Regions from separate parts of the Homo sapiens genome. Here regions 1 and 3 are each linked to region 2. A link is a loop called in an ENCODE intact Hi-C map of the cell type or tissue named here. Cell type or tissue: dorsolateral prefrontal cortex. All regions are shown on one strand. Each heading gives the region's core, and the rest is flanking DNA. Links, peaks and the distances in the headings are about the cores only.

Evidence for each region. A loop is a pair of places that touch in the nucleus more often than their neighbours do. Peaks named below come from ENCODE experiments on the same cell type or tissue, not always from the same donor. Only the 100,000 strongest peaks of a DNase experiment are listed, where the experiment ranks them.
Region 1: it touches region 2 in a loop (9-fold over the local background); 77 of 110 quality-filtered maps call a loop at or near these places.
Region 3: it touches region 2 in a loop (4-fold over the local background); 5 of 110 quality-filtered maps call a loop at or near these places.

Annotation. Positions count from the first base shown.
Region 1 is chr4:114,383,958-114,390,453 of GRCh38, forward strand. No RefSeq gene overlaps it. Among named protein-coding and RNA genes, the nearest start is that of UGT8, 210 kb to the right of the region's middle. In dorsolateral prefrontal cortex, for the core only: CTCF peaks have their summits at 876 (motif pointing left), 2,883 (motif pointing right) and 3,093; no DNase peak of the experiment used is centred there.
Region 2 is chr4:114,691,922-114,698,417 of GRCh38, forward strand. No RefSeq gene overlaps it. Among named protein-coding and RNA genes, the nearest start is that of MIR577, 38 kb to the left of the region's middle. In dorsolateral prefrontal cortex, for the core only: CTCF peaks have their summits at 3,060 (motif pointing left) and 3,261; no DNase peak of the experiment used is centred there; H3K27ac peaks cover 3,627 bases.
Region 3 is chr4:114,505,431-114,511,926 of GRCh38, forward strand. No RefSeq gene overlaps it. Among named protein-coding and RNA genes, the nearest start is that of UGT8, 90 kb to the right of the region's middle. In dorsolateral prefrontal cortex, for the core only: a CTCF peak has its summit at 4,119; no DNase peak of the experiment used is centred there.

The DNA.
Region 1 (6,496 bases), core at 431-5,430, 310 kb before region 2:
GCAGCCTGAATCCAGTGACTCATTGCAGGGGGGTATGAAGGCTCATGTTCCTCACCCCAGTTCAGGAAAATGTGAAAGGACTGTATCAAATAGAGATCTTCCCATGAAGTTACCTGGAGCTAAGAGTACATTCTAATAAACATCTTCTCTGAACCTCTATTTCAGAGTCTGATTCTTGTGGAATCTAACCTTCAACAACATGAATGGGTGCTAGCTCAGACATTGCTGAGAATGTTATGCACTGCTATATATGATATAAATACTGTATTCCTCTTTTAAAATCTGAACATTTCTTAATTCTAACGCATATTGGCCCCCAAATTTCAAGATAAAGGATTGGAGACCTGAGTTTACCAAATGTAATCATTCTAATCGTTTGTAAGGATTAGAGAATGAATTTATGTTTGTCTGTGACCAACATTTCCACCTTTTGTCTGTCCTTTCTTCCTTGCAAAAATCAGTCTTTCTCTACCACTGCTTGACTCAGGAATTCTGTGATAGGCCTTGTTCTACAGGAAGGCTCACTTTTCCTTCTCATAATATCCACACATAAATATCTAGAAGACCTGATAACTATTCTTCAAATTTTAATAGATTATATTTTTCCAATATGTAAGTATTTCCCAAGGAATATCCTCCTAAATCATCTATATGAAAAATAAAAATAAGCAAACTCTTCCATTAACAGCCCAAGATTATGTAAAGAATTCTTCTTGACATGTTACAGAAATTGCTTGGTAAGGGTGGAGAGTAATCAATAAAACGCTTCTAAATAATGATTAAAATTATGCATTTTATCTACATTTCTCAAAAAAAAAAATTGCGTCCATAAAAACAGAACAGGTTTTAAGGGTTATCTGGCACTGTAGCTCCACCAAGTGGTAAACTGACATGAACCGTTAAGATTATATTCTTAAAATGCATTCAGTCCCAAAGTCAGTTTAATTTCCATACTAGAATTTCTATCAAAGCTGCATTTATAATTAAATGTCTTTTTGTTTCCTAGTACAACTGAAACTATTTTTAATTTGGAAATTCCAATGATTTTCTTTATGGGAAGAGATAGACGATTTTTTTTTTTTTTGGCATCTAGAAACTGACGAAATCACATTTTCCCACTATTTACATTTTGATTCTTCGAATATTTTTAAATTACTATTTGCTAATGGAAAAGGCTATTGCTAGGCCTCAGGTCTTCGCTGACTTTTGGCCAGAGACATCATCAGTTCCTTACCACGTTGGCCTCTCCATACGACTGTCCACATCATGGCATTTTGCTTGTCTCAGAGCAAGGATACAAGAGAGAAAGAAAAATAAGGGAGGAAGAGCAACATGGAAGTCAGTCTTTTTATAGCTCCTCACAGAGGTGACATCTCATCACTTTCGTCGTTTGTTCTGTTAATTAGAAATGAGTCACTAGGTCTAGGCCGCACTCAAAGGGAGAAGAACGTACTGCAGCGTGAGCACAAGGAGGAACTCAGGGCCATCTGAGAAGCTGCCTACTACATGTTGCTTTCCTGAGATAAATATAACCTCTGAAATTATCATCGCTTTATAAAACCTCAAACAAATTAGTATTCATTCTCAAAAACTAATAATTTCATTATTAATAGTAGCGTTTACTATGCTCCAGATACTATTCTAAACATAACCAACATATTTACTCAGTCATTATTAACTCTCTAGTACTTGAAACACTCCTATAAGCTAATTACTAATAATATTCCCATCTTACAGATGAGGGAACTGAGACACAGAAAAGCTAAGTAATTTGTTATGATTTGAAACTAGGTCATCTGGCTCCAAGGTGAGTAAAGGTTTAACATGGTTTCTGTTTGCCTTACAACAGAAAATTGTAAATAGAAGATGAGAACTGCCATTGAAAGTAGAAGTAAAAACAGAATTTGTTCAGTTTTCCATACTCTACTGAATACATTTTGTAACAAAATTATGTTGATTCGACTTCTGCTTTGCCTACAGTAGCCCCAGTTTGGCCAGTACCCTGGCATAAGTAATTCTCAGTAATAATTATTGTTTAATAATGACTCTTTCACACTCAAAAGTGTCCTGATTTAGGTGATAGAATATGTAGTCATTAAGTATAAGGCTATCAAAGGGTCTCAATATGTCTGGAGAACATCACACGTGTTGCTATTGGAGAAAATTTACTCTTCCCACTACATCCCCAAGTGATCTTCATGTGGTCCTAAGGGTTGATAATCACTGTTGTAAATGGAGACATTAGGCAAAGTCATTAAATTACCTCCCCAAATCACAGTTATTTCATTAAAACCAAATAGACTCATTATTATTCTTGGCTTTATATTTCATTTCTAAATCCCTTTATGATCAAATATATAATATAGAATGGAAATACTTGGGTAAAAACTATAATAACAAGAATGGGAAAATAATATCACAGTGTGGTTTATCCTAGTTAGAGGGGAACGGAAATGATTTAGTTAACTCCCATACGTATGTAGAGGCAGAAACTGAAATATTAATTATAAATATACTGTGTTGTAGAACGTGTTTATCACTGTCTTTTTAAAAATTCAATGTAAATGTAGCAATCTGGTTAATTTTATCAGTAAAAATACCCCAACTGGATTATAGTCTAAAATTTTGCAGAGGAAAAAAAAAAAAACCTTATAGATTACCTGTGTTTATTAAACTAAGTTGCTAAACAGGTGAATGCGTACAGCATCAATAAAACACAATGATTATTAAAACTGATAACAATTAAACATTAAGAATTATTGAAACAGATAGCACAAAGTAAATGTGTGGAAAAGATGTAAAATAACATGCAAATATCCAGATAATGTCATAGCACAGAGAAAAGTTGTGGTTTGATCATTAGCCAGAAGAGGGCACTATGTGACTGCCAGATGTTGATATGCTGTTATTTATTTTTCGTTTTTTTCACTTTTATAAGGGCATACTATATATGTATATTAATCCAGAAGGAATAGATCTATGGAGGTGGAAGGGAGTGGTTTACGGTCATGAATTATAACATCCAAAAACTATACACTGAAATATTTTAATGAAAATTTTTTATGTGAGTGTTTAAAGTATTCAGTGTTCATTCCACCTGAGAATTTAACAAACTTACAATTTCATTGTACATATGGTTACTGTGTTTTTATTACAGCCAAGGCGGTATTATAGAGAAGGGTTATCTATTGTTAAAACCCGAAGGACCCTAAAAGTCCCCTGGTGAATTTCTTCATTCTACAGAAGATATAACTGAAGTTCAGAGATGTTATGTAATATGTCCGAGATGCCAGGACTGTTATATCATCTGAGGCTCTTACTAGGTTGAGTTCTCCTCTAACCCTCTGGGATTAGCCCTTCTATATTCTCTATCCAGCTCACCTCATACCAGAGCATCATCACTCTGAGAACTGAGGTGGGGCTTACTGACCCAAGTCAAAACTTTCGGCACAACTGGCACCGCCAAAAGAAGTAGCAACTCACTCCTAAATATTGAAGTTTAATACAATGAAATATAGGTATTTTCACTGTGACTAAACTTAAGAAATGTTTCTGGCAAAACACAAGTTTCTATTTTTCCAAATGAAATCTAAATACTCCCCAGTGAAAGGGGATGGGCACAAGAGAAGATAGCAAAACCCCACACCATTCTTCCTGTTAGCCCAAGTAATGTTGGTCTCAGATGACAAAATGGTAGAATTATAGAACTAGAACATTAGCAATCAGTATGCCTAGCCCTCTTATTTATAAATGTTTTATAAATGAAGAATCTAAGGTCTTTGAAGGTTAAATGATTAGCTCAAGGACACAAACCTGGCTAGCGCCAGAAGTGTTGGATCACTTAAGGCCTGTGGAAGACAGAATTCTATCTACAGTGACCTTCTTCCCCAGCATTACTCCCATGATTATATTACCTTAGGAGGCAAAAGAGATTTTGCAGATGTAATTGATGTTACTAATCAGTGGAGATTATCCAAGTGGGTTTAACTTAAACGCATAAGCTCTTTGAAGGAGAATAATTTCCTCCAGCTGTGGACAGAAGAGGACATCAGAGATTTTCAAAGGGTGAGAAGGATTCCATGTGAGGAATGTTCTCCATTGTTAAAAAGTCCATGTGGCGAGGGTAACAGACGACCTTTAGGGACTGGGAGCAGCCCTCAGCTGACAGCCAGCAAGAAAACACCTATAGCTGCAAATAATGGAATTCTGCCTTCAACCTCAATAAATTAAGTAGATTCTTTTCCAGAGTGTCAAGATTCCAGCCCTAGCTGGCACCATAATTGTGTGCTTGTGAGACCCTAACCAGGGAACCCAGTTGAGTCCTCATGGAATTTTGACCTACAGAACTGTGAGATAATAAATGGGTGTACTTTTAAGCTGCTTATTTTGAGTAATTTGGTACACAGCAGTAGAAAACTAATACTAGGTCTAACTTGAAAACACAAAGCATTGGAGATTTTAAGATACAGGGACTTCAACATAAGAATTTTGTTCTATAGATGATGGAAAAGCAGAGAAGCTGAGTGGAAGGTGGCAAGGCAACTCTGAGCAGCAGATGCAGGAAGAATTATAGAACTAGAACTAGCTTCATCTACGCTCTGGTCAGAGGGAATCTTGAGATCATGGGAAGTGAATTTTACCAGAATACAGGAGCTGGAGTCACACAGCAGCAGAAGTTGGAAACACAAAAGCCTATCCATGGGCACTGAAACCACTGGGTGAGCTAGCAGCTGCCAGACACACAAGCTGAGATATTGGTGCACCTCTCTTCTTTTCACCTTCCAATCTTCTACTAGTGCCTCCTGCCATTGACCAGCCCCAGCTGAAAGCCAGCTGTTACAGGAGCCTAAGAAACACAACCTGCAGGAGTCAGCATCTTTTCACATAGAGGAAATCAGGGAAAGGACAAGGAATAGGTCATAAGGCAAACAGACCTTCAGAATCAACAAGAAGACAAGGGAGTCAGAGTTAGGCACTGCACTAGATAATTTCTTTGTGTTATCTCAGTTCATAGTTGGTATTAATAACTTATTTTTTTTTGTATTTCTATTTTACAGAATAGGAAATCAGGGCTTAGGGAGGTTAAGAAATTTGCCCCAAATTATAATGTCTTAAATAATAGACCTGATTTTAAATGTAAGTTTATATAATAATCATAAGCCAACTTAAATGGGCTTACTACAAAGCTCTACAAATCCTTACCAATTGAAGCAGTAGAAAACACCAAAAAAAAAAAAAAAGGTAAAATAAATTGCATGCTATCATGCCAAGGGTCAGGGTCCAGCGCAAGCTGAGGTCTGAGGGGAGTAGGCAGACTGGTGGCAGGTAGCTCAAAGAACACCTGGGGCCCGTAAGCAGGTGAAATGTGGCTTTATTATGCTGTATCTCTCCATCAGTCTGTCTTGGCTGCCCGCTCCGGCTGCAGCCCCTCTCAGCAGCTGGCTCCGTGGCTCCTGCCACCCCCATGCCTGCAGCTGCACTCCCTGACACACACGCCATTTCTTGGCTCCCCTCTGTCTGCCTGCAAGGCAGTCAGCTCTCTCTCTCCGTCCACCTGCACAGCAGATGACTTTCTCTCTTTGTCCACCTGCAAGGTGGCCGGCTCTCTCTCTGTCTGCCTGCAAGGCGGCTAGCTCTCTAATGTGCACATGCACTCACAGTGTTAGCAGCTTTATTCTCTTTCCCTCCTCCTGCATGACAGAGGTGGCAGGGCAGTTATACTACTTACAGATAATAGTGGCTCAGAGACAAGCACTAGCTCACAGGAATGGTTACACAATAAGCAGTATTGTGCACCTGCACTCCAAACTTACTAAGTCATGTTGGACCAGATGTCTGCCTCAGCCTACTCTCAACTGTAGCACATCCATTTTCCTTACACATGCCATTTTAAATATTTTACTTTATTAAAGAATTTTCTTTACTGAATATAAAATATATTTTAGACCCTTATTTTCAAATGTTCTACAGTTCAATTTCTTGGCCACCCCCTAGGGTTAAGTTTGTAATTTCTTCAGCCATAATATAAGAAGTTTCCTATTGTAAACACAGAATCAAATCTGCATGAAGCCTCACAAGATTAATTTCTATACATATTTCTAAAGTTATTTTCTGTGGAGTTGGGTGTGGTGGTTTGCACCTGTAATCCCGGGTATTTTGGAGGCTGACTGAGGCAGTAAGATGTTTTCAGCCCAAGATTTTGAGATCATCCTGGGCAATATATACAGACCCCATCTCAAATAAATAAATAAATAAAAGTTATTTTCTGAGATTTACATTTTGAACATCTATGTTATAGTAATCTTAGTGTGTAAGAACTACTTGCTTTTTAAATGTTAATTTAAAATACAATAATAAAATATGCACTGATATAAACATGCTAAGAAAAATATATGTGCATATTAGAACAATGGTAAGTTGAGTACAAAAACATTGACTAGGGTATGGAAAACGTTGGAACTTCTATTCATATTTAATTTTTCCTAAAATGAGGAAT
Region 2 (6,496 bases), core at 865-5,864:
AGTTAATACTAACACATAAACAGTATTAAATGTGCCTAGCACATGATATTTCTCAAAAAATGAAAGCTGTTACTGTTTTTAAAATAGGTACTCTCCTGTTCCCTCTCCTATTTTGATATTTCAGTGACTGTTTCAGTTTTGATTTCTGGCTGTGCCTCTGCTGCCTGACCTATAAATGGAGCAGGGCTCAGGGCTGGGCCCTCTTCTCTTGTCTGTCTTAATTTCCTCCCTGTATAATCTCACAGAGCCTCATGTTTTTGATTATTATATGTACATTAACATCCCAGATTTATATCTCTACCTCTCATCTATCTCTCGAGTTCCCAACTTAACTACTTGTCATCTCTTTTTTAAGTGTAATAAGGATTTCAAATTTAAAATACCATAACAGAATCCATAATTTCCCCCAAGATTTTTCCACGTTGTAAATGATACCAATATTTTTCCAGTTACTTAAACATCTCAACTGCTGTATTTTTCTCAGTCTTCACATACAATCAAATAATTAAGTCCTATTGGTTTTACCCCTATAAGTTTTCCTAAAACACTTCATCTCTTGCCACCTCCAGCCATGCTCATCTCTTGCCTGGCCTACTGCACAAAGCTCCTGGAGGATCTTCCACCTTCCATCCTTGGCTTTCTAATATTAAGTTTCTACTCAACAACCAAAGCCCTCTTCAAAAACCGTAAAACCTGTCGTTTCACTTCTCTCTCAAAAAGCTTGGGTTTTCTAAGCATCCCACCAAGGCCTACGGGTGTCTACCTGTTCTTGCCACTGTCTGTATTTTCAATCTGATATTCTACCACATTTGTCTTTACTCACTAAACTTCAGCCTTACTGCACCTTTTTTCTTTCTCAAATATGCTAAGCCAGTTTCCTTTGAGAGGTCTTTGCAGTGCATGTTCACTTTTCCTGGAATACTTTTTCTTCAGTTTTTCATGTGGATGCCCTTTCTTCTCCTTCAGGCCTCTGTCTAAATGCCTTTTGTTCAGAGAGGCCTTTCCTGATCAACCAATTTAAATTGGTCTTCTCCAGTGGTTTATGATCGGATCACCCTTTCTTAATAACTCTCACTATTATCTAAAATCATGTTACTTATGTATTTCTTTCTTTACTTGTTTTGTGTTTACTTCTCTCAATGAGAAGGCAATCTCCACGAAGGCAGAGATCTTTGAATGCTGAGTCCTCAGTGACCAGAGCAATGCCTGGCACATGGTACTTGGTAAGTAAATATTGTTGAATAAGTAAATGTTTAAGAAGGCATATTCCCAATAAAGTGTGAGAGCAAGCCAGGGCAATTCATATATCCTCTCTGTCGGTAAAACTGAATTTTATAGATATCCTTTCCTTAAATATAAGTTAACAATATAAAAGCATGACAATTTCTGCCATCCCCTACATTTTGTCAACATGGACTTGAATACTATAAAATATTTGGGTTATAAGGAATATGGAATATCATATGAAAGTTTCTAAGAAAGGTTTGTTAAAAACAGTAACTTATTTTCTCAATTTATCTCCGGTTGCTATGACTAGTTGGTCAATTGTCTTATTTTCTTCACTCCTGAATTGTTTATAATAATCTCTGCTTACCTGCAAGTATAAGCTGCAAAAATAAGATATGTCTCTACGTTAAAATTTGCCAATATATTACTATCATTAATATTACAAGTGGCATAGGTATTACTTGCAGAATTAGAGATTAGTACAGAAAAAGCCAAAGTCTCTCTTCTCATGATTACTGCCATGTGTTATTCATGCATTTATTCATTTCTTCAACAGATACATACAGAATATCTAATGTGTGCCAGGAAATATACCTGAAGATATGCAGTGAACTAAATATATACCATGCTCACTCTTTTCTGAATATCATACTAAAGTAAATTATTAGTATGATCGACCTATCAGAAATATCATAATTTTGAGTCGGCATTATATATGACAGCCTTGGAATATATGATTTCTTTTCTTTTTCTTGGAAGGATTGAGTTGGTGATTTAGTATATGAATTTAAATTTTCCATCCTGGTCATAGTCAATGTATTCTCCAAAACATAGAGATTATCTTTAAGTTGGGAAATTTGCAATAAAAACATTATTCAGGTCCTAGAAAACAAAGTATAATTAATGAGTGTTCAAAAAAAGAATAAAAATGCTTAATCAAAATGGTTCCAATTATATTACATTTTATCTTGAAAAAAAAGATACTACAAAGCACATTCAGGGAAAATATTTAATACCCAAAGTGATATTTGATAGCACATTATGAAGAAAAAGTCTACATTGAAGAGAATGTATTCATTATTTATTTTATTATGAATGTTTCCTTCCTGCTCTCTTTCAGTTTGGAAGTATGCCAATTCAGATGAACATCAACTTACTCTAAGCAATAAAAGTAGATTATTAGATTGGGTTTTTCAGATAAAATTATACATGTTGCATGAAAGTTTGCTTTTTAAAGGAATTCTACCATAAAACTATATGAAGCAAATTATTTCATTATTATTTCTTGTGGGAATAAATACAATGAATGAAAAGTATATATTAAAATTATTTAAGCTAATTAAACATGTAAACTCAATTATCAGATTCTCCATCTTGGGGCTGATAATAATAGTTACAAATGATATGAACAGTTTCAACTGCTAATGGTGTTATAATCCTCCCAACTGGTGAGTTATCTTAGAGTGAAAGAGGACAACTTGTACTTATTTTCCAATAAAAATGGCAGAGAAATTACATGCATGTATATTTCTGATAAATATATATATAAATTATAAAATTACTCTCACACTGGCAATGCCTATTAATTAGATCTATTGGGAGTTTTGAAATGATAAAGTAACTTCTCTATTAATATACATTTGGGTTATTTTTATGTATTTTTAAGATATTGCTGCATATGGAAACTCATTATTTAAACATTGAGGAATTAGATAGACTATTTTACTAAAATTATCGTTTCCTGATTATGCTGAGAAATACAATAATTTTTCTGGCAGAGGTCAAATGGCCAAAAGCTGGATGGCTGATGTTCTGATGAACAGATCTTTGATGACATCTAGTGGTGAAATGTAGATTTATTTATTCACTGTTCTCAAAGTTTTAAGATGTCAATGTTGTATATATCTTGAGAGACATTGAGATAAGTTGGAGATTGAATAAAATGGAGAAATTTGGTAATTTTTGTCTTCAGCAAAGATACCTTAAAATGGTTAAGAACAAAGGGGTAGGCAGAAAAGAGATAAACAACCTTTAGTAAACATTTTTACATTTTAATTCTGAGAAATTTGTGTAGAGAATAAAATTTAAAACTGTAGCTTATAATATAAATATATTTCTTCGTGCAATTATGTTTAGCTGATGTGAATATGCTCCATTTATGTGTATAAGCACCACACTTGTTCTGATTAGGTGAATTTCAGTAATATATGGACTTTTAAGAAAATTTAAAAGAAAGCCAAAAGACAACCTGTGTATATATTTTCCATTTATGATAATCTATCATTATTTATATTTTTAAATGACTGAATAGACATGTCCTTATACTTAGTAGCAGCAAATTTTGTTGACCTAGGCTTATTTTATATGTGTTTTAAGCAAAATAACATCACAAGCAATGAATTCTAATTTTTGCTAGGTTTTCAGGAGCAAAATTATTTATACTTTTAACAAATCAACTCAGACCTTTAATCAGCATGTTTCAGCAGCACAAACATGCTGGAGACTGTCAAATTTTGTCTTCAGACATATATATACTAGCAGAAATTGGGGCAAATTATTTGATATCATTAAGCCTGAAACTTATTTTCAGAATGAATATATTGGATTAAACCCCAGTCTCTCTTTGAATCCAAACATTCTTTGATTTTTATATGATCATCTATATGCTTTATTTACTCTTTGGAACAAAGTTCTACCAAGGAGTAGGGGGAAAGTGTCACAATTATATTTCTAAGACTCTGTTTACAAATTACAAGTGAAATTGGAATTTTGTTAATTATCCAGTTAATTTAATTAGTGTTTAAATTCAGACTCAATTTGTCATAGCCTAATTTACCTACATTATTGTGTCTATATTGACTAAATTAAATGTTTAGCCTGCACTTTGCTATGTTGACTTAGCCTGTAAACTGACAGAGAAATAAGAGAGTACATAACAATGTAAACTAGTATAGTTTCTCAGGGGAAATATGTTTTCTTTACACTAGATAAGCTCCGTTGTGTTAATCACACTGCAAATGAGCAATAAAATATTTGACATACATGATCAAAATGTTATAGTCAGTTATTTTTATTAATTCAAAAAATATTTACTGAGTACCGATTATGTGCTCAGCAAAAAATTTTATATTGATAAAATTTGTTTTGTGGTATCTTTTCCCTAGCAGTCTCCAGCACGTTTGTGCCACTGAAACATGCTGACTAAAGATCTGAGTTGATTTGTTAAAAGTATAGATAATTTTGCTCCTGCAAACCTAGCAAAGATCAGACTTCATTGTTTGTGATGTTATTTTGCTTAAAACACATATAAAATAAGCCTAGGTTAACAAAATTTGCTGCTAGTAATTATAAGGACATGTCTATTCAGTCATTTAAAAATATAAATAATGATAGATTATCATAAATGGAAAATATATACACAAGTTTTCTCTTGAATTTCATTTAAATATTCTTATATATTTCCAAATATATTTCCATATATTACTATGTGTATATATTTACTATATATTACTATATATGTTACCATATATTACTATATGTAATATATTTTCATATATTACTGAAATTCACCTAATCAGAACAAGTGTGGTGCTTATACACAGAAATGGAGCATAATCACATCAGCTAAACATAATTGTTGACTGTTTTGAAAACATGCTTTCAGGAATATCTTTGTGTTTGTTAATTCTGCAATATTCACATTGTTTTATTAAGATAGAGTCCTGAACTGAAATTGAATTGATGAAAGTATAAGAGTACTTTATAGCTTTCGGTAGGCATTGCCAAACTGCTTTCCAAAAAGACTTAATAGTTTACAATATCACTAGTACTTGTTTTTCTACCATGCATCATTATTACGAAGTAAACTTGTTTTTTCTTGTTTTGCTTGTTTGCTAAGTGAAGTCTGTATCTCATTTTGATTTGAATTTTCATTTCTTTAATAGAAAAAGATATCTGTCTGTACTTTCTGTTGCTATTTAAAATTTGTCTTCAGAATGTATATAAACTTTGAAAATTTTGGCAGATATATCTCCTACTGTATTATTTGCCTTTTACTGTTTTTGCATGGTAGTTTAATTTTTTTCTTATCTGTCTTTTCTTTTATGAGTTCTCCCCTTGTTTTCAAATGTACAAAGGCACCTCTGTCTCTTCCAGGATATTGAAAATATTTGGGTCTAGTTTCTTTTAGTTGTATGCTATTTCATTTTTAAAGCTTTACCTTTTAATCCACTTACATTTACTTGTGTTTGATGTAAAATATTTACCTGAATTAATTTGCTCCCAAATTTTAAATAATTGTCCCAGTACTGCTTATTATATAATGCTTTCTTCACTCTATCATGGTGATATTTTCTTTGTCACATAAAGTTTTATGTTCAGCAGGACCCTTATCTTGTTTAGGGCGACATTTTTCTTCTTGCTTAGGTTTTACACTTTTGCATGCTTTCCCCATCCTGACTTTGATGAATATTAGTTGAATGAATGGCTATAATTTTTAATATGTTTTATCACCTGATAAACTAATTGACATTCAAACCTCCTGTCATCAAGTTTAGGTATCTGCTTTTTTTACATTTTACTTATTCCTTTTCTCATTTCAATGTAATTGTGTTCAAATCTCTCCTAAATATGTTTGATCTCAGATGTACCATGCAAGGACTTCTGAAAATCCAGCTTCACTTTTACAATGTAGCACTTTTTCCAAGTGCATATTTTGTGAGGCTTTTAACATTTATCAATTAGCAACTAGACACTGACTCAGAAACAAAAACAACAAAAAAAGTGTTCAATGAAATGGCCTGAACAGATGGCCGATCTAAGACAGGAAGTCTTCTTTTTTCTGTTTAGTCCACTGATCCTTTTTATTCTGCAGTGGAATAAGGATGATTTCAAAGTTACTCTTATGCTGTTCTATGGATTATTCTGGGCTGTTTATGGATGAATACAAGGTAACCATTCAGTGGAGCAATGTTGCTGTTGGCTTAAAACGTAAAAGAACAATGCAAGGACAACTGACCTTGGTACCCTAGTATTCTATCTTGAACATATATTTGATATTCGCAGCCTCAGTCTGAAGTATACATTTGAAAAGTAAGACAGAAAAGACATGTGAATATAAACTCGGTTATAAATACTCTTTATATCATTAAACATAGACTATTTGGAAACATTCCCAGGATATAAGCAGTGATTTATTTGTTTGGGGAGGTAGGCATGGAAATTCCTCCCCTTCTCACTAAACAATCTCATTCGAATTCTTCATGTTCGG
Region 3 (6,496 bases), core at 1,030-6,029, 190 kb before region 2:
GTTTCATTTCCACATATTTGTGAATTTCCAATTTTTGTGTGTGTCATTGATTTTTAGTTTTGGGCCGGGCGTGGTGGCTAACCCCTGTAATCTCATCACTTTGGGAGGCCAAGGCAGGTGGATCACCTGAGGTCAGGAGTTCAAGACCAGCCTGGCCAACATGGTGAAACCCAGTCTCTACTAAAGATACAAAGATTAGCTGGGCGTGGTGGCGGGTGCCTGTAATCCCAGCTACTTGGGCAGCTGAGGTGAGAGAATCGCTTGAACCTGGGAGGCAGAGGTTGCAGTGAGCCATGATTCCACCACTGCACTCCAGCCTGGGCGACAGAGCAAGAATCTGTCTCAAAAGGAAAAAAAAGATTTCTAGTTTTATGCAATTGTAGTTGGAAAAGATACTTGATATGATTTCAGTCTTACATTTGCTAAGTCTTGTTTGTGACCTAATATATAATCTGTCCTAGAGAATGTTCCATATGTGTTTGAGAAGAATGTGTATTCTCTTGCTGTTGGATGGAATGTTCCGTATATGTCCGTTAGGTTCATTTGGTCCAAGTGCTGTTCAAATCCAATGTTTCCTTCTTTATTTGCTGACTGAATGATTTGTCCATTGTTAAAAGTGAGGTATTGAAGTCCTCTACTATTATTGTATTATAATCTATCTCTCCCTTCAGATATATTACTATTTGTTTTATATATTTAGGTGTTGGATATTGAGTATGTGTATATATACACATACACAAACACGTATGTATTTACAAGTATTATATCCTTTTGATGAGTCAATTTCTTTGTCATAATATAATGTTCTTATTTGCCTCTTTTTACATTTCTGACATAAAGTCTGTTTTGTCTGATGTAAGTATAGCTACCTCTGTTCTTTTTTTGTTTCAATTTGCATAGAGTATCTTTTGTCATCTCTTCACTTTCAGTCTATATGCATCCTTAAAAGTAAGGTGAGTCTCTTGATGTTTCTTGTAGGTAGCAAGTAGTGGGTCTTATTTTTTAATCCATTCACTCATTCTATGTCTTTACTGAAGAATTTAAACCATTTACATTCAAATTAATTATTGATTGCTAAGACTTATTATTGCCATGTCGTTAACTGTTTTCTAGGTAGTTTTGTAGATACGTTTTTTTCTCTCTCTTGTCTTTTTTTTGGTTTGATGGTTTTTTGTTACAGTATGCTTTGAACCCTTTCTTTAAATTTGTTTTGTGCTTCTATTGAAGATTTTTGTTCTGCTGTTACATGAGGCTTACTTCAGACCTCTTATAACACACAGTCTATTTCAAGCTGGTAACTTGAATTGCCTACAACACTGTACACTTATATTTCCCCCCATTTTATGTTTTTGATTTCAGAATTTACATCATTTTGTAATGAGCACCTTTTTACAATTTATTGTAGGTATTGTTTTTCTTAATAGTTTTGTCTTTTAACCCTGGAACTAGTAATAAAATTGAGTTACACACAATCGTTAAAGTCCTGAAATATTCTGAATATGGCTCTGTATTACTTATGCCATTGAGTTTTATGCTTTTGTGTGTTTTATGCTATTAGTTAGTAATGTTTTGTTTCAGCTTAAAGTGCTCTCTTTCACACTTCTTGTAATACAGGAAGTGGTAATAAACTCTCTTAAATTTTGTCTGAGAAACTTTTATTTTTCCTTCATTTCTGAAAGACAGGTTAGCTGGGAAAATATTAGTTAGCAGTTCTTTTTCACCAGCACTTTGAATATATCATCCTTCTGTCTTTTGCCCAAAATCTGCTGGTAGTCATATTGTGACTTATTTGAATACAATGTGTTTCTTATCTCTTGTTGCTCTCAGAAATTTTTCTTTGTCTTAGAATTTGATAGTTTGATTATTATATATCTTATTGAACTCCTCTTTGGGTTGAATTCGATTGGAGACATCTGCATTTCCTGTACCTGATGTAGGCATCTTTTCCCAGATTAGGGAAGCTTTCAGTCATTATTTCTTATAATATTCTTTATAGCCTTTTTTACTTTTTTCTCTCCTTCTTTAACTGCTGTTTTGTGAAGATGTGATCTCTTGATGGTGCCTCATAATTTCTGTCAGCTTTCTTTCTTCTTTTAATTTCCTTTGTCTTTTTCTCTTCTGACTGGAAAAGTTTAAATGTTCTGCCTCTAGCTAATTGATTTTTTTGTCTGCCTTATCAGTCTAATGTTGAAGACTTGTACTGAATTTTTTCGGTTCAGTCATTGTATTTGTCTTTAGGATTTCTACTTAAATGTTTTTTATTTCTTTGTCAAACTTCTTGCATTATTCATGTATTATTTTCCAAATTTTATTTTCTATCCATATATTCTTATATTTCACTGAACATTAAAAGGATTATTCTGAATTCTTTATCAGTAATTTTATAGGTCTCTATTTCTTTAGAGTCCATTATTGGAGCTTTATTAGTTTCTGTGGGAGGAGCTATGATCCCCTGATTCTTGTCTTTTTGTGTTATTGTCTGCATATTTGAAGAGACAGCCATCTTTTCTGGCCTTTATAGGTGTTCTTTGGCAGGGATAGCTCTTCACTATTTAGTCACAACTGTGATTCTATAAGGGGCAACTGGTGGTGATTTCAGGAAGGCAGGGATTATTGAGGGTTCTCTAGTTGGTTAGATTGCTGCCTTTGTTCCGACACTAAGTGTAGCCATTTGCTGGGCTCTGCTGTCTGGCCACTGGCCTCTGGTCAGGTCAGTCACGAAATATATTCCCTGGCTGTGTGACTCTGTTATTTAAAATCTTTAGTTGGGCAGATCTATAGTCTAGGTTCTGAGGTTAGGAAGAGTCACTGTTTGGGATGGGTGGAACCAAAGGCTATGCTCCTTAGAAATGCATGGTTGAGGATGGCCTCCCTGTCTGGAAACAACCATGGGGCAGGCTTTTTGCTGAGTGGAGCTGCTGTTTGACCTCCTGGGTCAAGCAGGTCTAGTCTTTACATATTTCTGAAATGCATGGAGTTGAGTGTCTCCCTGTCTTGGCTGTGTCATTGGGGTGGGCTCTGAAGGTTGGTATGTTGTCTAGGAAATCAAGCCAGGTTGAACCTCCCACTGTGCTTCTGAAGGCAACCAGCTCAGTTTTGCAGGTGACCTACGCAGTTGACTGGTATCTCTCACTGGGTACCACAGCTTGCAGGAACATAGAGGAACCACCAAAATCTGCACACTGGTCACTGAGAGCTCTGTCTTCTTTCTTTGTTTTTACTGGATCCTAGGTAGTACAGCTGTGCTATTAGTCTCAGTGTTCCCCCTGAGGTAAGACCAGAGGAAGCATCTCGGAATGCTAGGGAAGCTGGATGACTGACCACCTTCAGTTCTCTAGTCCCTCTGTAGAAACTGTGGACCCTGGGGAAATCCTCTCTGTGTAGCACTATGCCAACTTGCAGGGGGTGGGGCAGGGATAGCGTGGTTGAAGCATTACTATACTTACACTAATAATTTGCTTCTTATTTAGTTCTTTGGACCACATGGTTGTTTCCAGCTTGTTTTCAAGTCTTGGGATTTTAAAAAATGATACTCTGGTCTGTGGACAGTTGCTAGTTTAACTTTCTAGAGGAGGGGGGTGGAGAATGAGACTTCCTATTTCATTATCTTGCTAATGTCACTCAAACATGATTTCTTAGTCTTTCTGGGCCCTCCTCTCCCTAACAAAACACATTCCAAAAGAATGGTAAATATGATATCAGGATAAATGAAAAAGAAGACAATTATGTCAGAGGGAAAAAAACAACCTTATCAGATTTCATAGCAAATGATTTCAATTCGTATCTAACTTCTTTAGCCTTTTATATAATGTCAAACTCATTCTCCTGAGGAAAAGTAAGATTGTGCTTTTATCATTTAATATTAAGAACGCTCATCATTTTGTTTTGCAGAAATTTTAGCTTGAATGTTGATTAAATATTTAGGTGGTTGTTAAATTTGGTGTTAATTTGCAGGACTTCATTATTTCCAAGACTTCTAAGTTTATATTGTGATTTCTGAATCAAAATACTAGCTGGTCTCAAAACCTTCAAGGACACTCAACAATAGTTTGTATCAAGGAACACAAAATCTTTACTAGTAAAATTTCCAGCCCACTCAGTTAAAAACACCAGATAGCACTATTGAAAAGATGTGTGAAGAAATTGAGAGGGTAAGTATATTAAGGATTTTGATTAAAAAGTTTTAACCTTTACTTGAATCCATATCTTAATGTAATCTTTTTCTATTAGAAAATCTGGATCTCAATATGATATCACCTCCTAACAAGTTATATATTAGCAGCAAGTTTAATTTTTTTAGTTTAGAATATAATTGACAAAAGTTTGCTTAGTTTTGATTATATTTTCTGAGTTAATATTATTAGTATCTGTAAAGCTAAAAACAGTTGAATAATGAGCTTGAATATTTTAATGGCCTTACCTTGATTAGGTTGAAAAAGTAATGGTGGAGGGCGGAAATCATAAAGAAAGTAATTTCACAGCCAGCCAGCCAAACACATAAAGTACACAGTTTTATATTTTCCTGCTCCATAATTTGTCTATTATTTTGTATACACACTTATGCATAATAATGAACAAATTGTAGAATACTAAAATATAAAAGTTATTCAGTTAACCAAAATGAAATAAGCAGAAACAGTTTCATAGCCATTTTAAAATTTATAAAGTACTGCTACTGTCCTGCCTTAGTAAACTTACCAGTCAAACCAGCTGTTTCTTTCATTTCATCCAAAGGGGATCAAGTGAGAATGTGGTATAGCAATGGTACTCCTGCGAAAGGAAGAACAAGCCAAATAAGCTTGGTGAGGGTGGGTGCTCAAAAGTCCAGTGAAATGGGAAACCCAGGTGATCAGTGACAGTGGTGGAAGTATCATTAAAACTGTAGGACATTCGTGAGGAATGTGTTCTATTAATAGGGAAATCCCAGGAAATTATATCTTGCTGACTCCTTAAAAGGAGGAAATCAGTTGTAGGAACACAAGTCTATCTCTTTCTCTTCTCTGTGCTTCTTTTCTTTCCTTTCCTTTCTGCTTCTCTTCACAGGGCATGAATGAAAACTGGTTGGCAAGATACCAGGAAAAATTAGAATAAATGATCTGGACTAACTTGGAGAAAGAGGCCTTGGTAAGAACCAAGACTAGCTGATTTTCATACCTCTTCTGAAAAGCTCTCAAGCGTTTTCCATAGTGCAAGAGCTATTAATTTTACAAGTTAGCTAAATTGCCAAGTTTATTTTGTTAGTGTCCATCTTCTCTTTCTGAGTGCCTCTCCTATTTCCCCTTTTGATTCCCTTTATATTCTCTTCTCTTCTTTTCCAGGCAGCCAAAGGTCAAAACCTGCTAACTCACAGTTCTGACTTTTCCCTGATAAATTTCTTTTTTTTTTTTCCCAACCAACAAAATCACAACTAAGTGTCTGCATAGGAGTTATCAGCATGGCTAAACTAAGAAAATTCACTTTAGGGTATAAACATATGTCCCTGCTATCCTAGAGACACATGTGTTTCTACCCACCTCTTTGGTTTACTCCCACCTACCTAGTTAAAAGAAACAAAATCAGCATCAAAGCCAAATAAATATTTTCACCGCCTGTCTTTCTTACTCTTGATAATGTTCTCTGGTTGCAAATGATGGTAAAAGCTATTAATTGATGATGTGGGTACTGGTGGTGGTAGGAGGATTTGTAAAATGAATGGGTACAATAAGCCGGGAAATTTAAAGCATTGAAATTTATGACAGGGTGGGTAAACATGAGTAAGAGATTTTGCTCTGCCAAAGTTTAGCAACTGTAAGTTCTGTATTATAGCTCTGACCAAAAGATAAGGCCAAAATATTTACTTTGACTAGGAGATAAAGCCAAAAAATATATCCTAAACATTGTCTTATTGAAATCAGAGACCTCTCCATATTAAAACAAATAATTATTCTATTATTCAAGGAGCAAAACCAAAATAAAATTGTCCTATGCAAAGAAAGTAGTAGGCAGGTCTTGGGTATCAGGATTTTATATGACATTGATAAGGAAAGTTATAGAGAAAGAATTTTACAAATAATACATTTACATTTGATTTTTCCTCCACATATAAAAAAAGAAGGAATTTTCAGAGCATTAAAAAAAGAAGCCCATTAATTCACTTTTTTATTCATTATAACACACAAAGCTTATGAATACTTCTTATGCTGTAGGTAGCATCTGATAGTTGGGTTAGCCATGTGGATCATCTCAGGCTACTACCTCACTCTGAGGTGGAAATAGACATAAAATGGAAATATACAAAATAATAAAGAGACAAATCTGTCTTATGCCTTTTACAATATATTGAAAGTTTAACAAGTTTAAATAAATAGAGTATCAATAAAAGGAAATTTGGTTGTAAGTGACAGAATTATACAGAAATGGTCAGAGTAAGACCTTAGCCATTCACCTCCAAGAACTATCCAAAGGGAAGGAATCCCTGTGCCAAGGACTTGAGATGTCTAGTCTAGTGCCTGATATT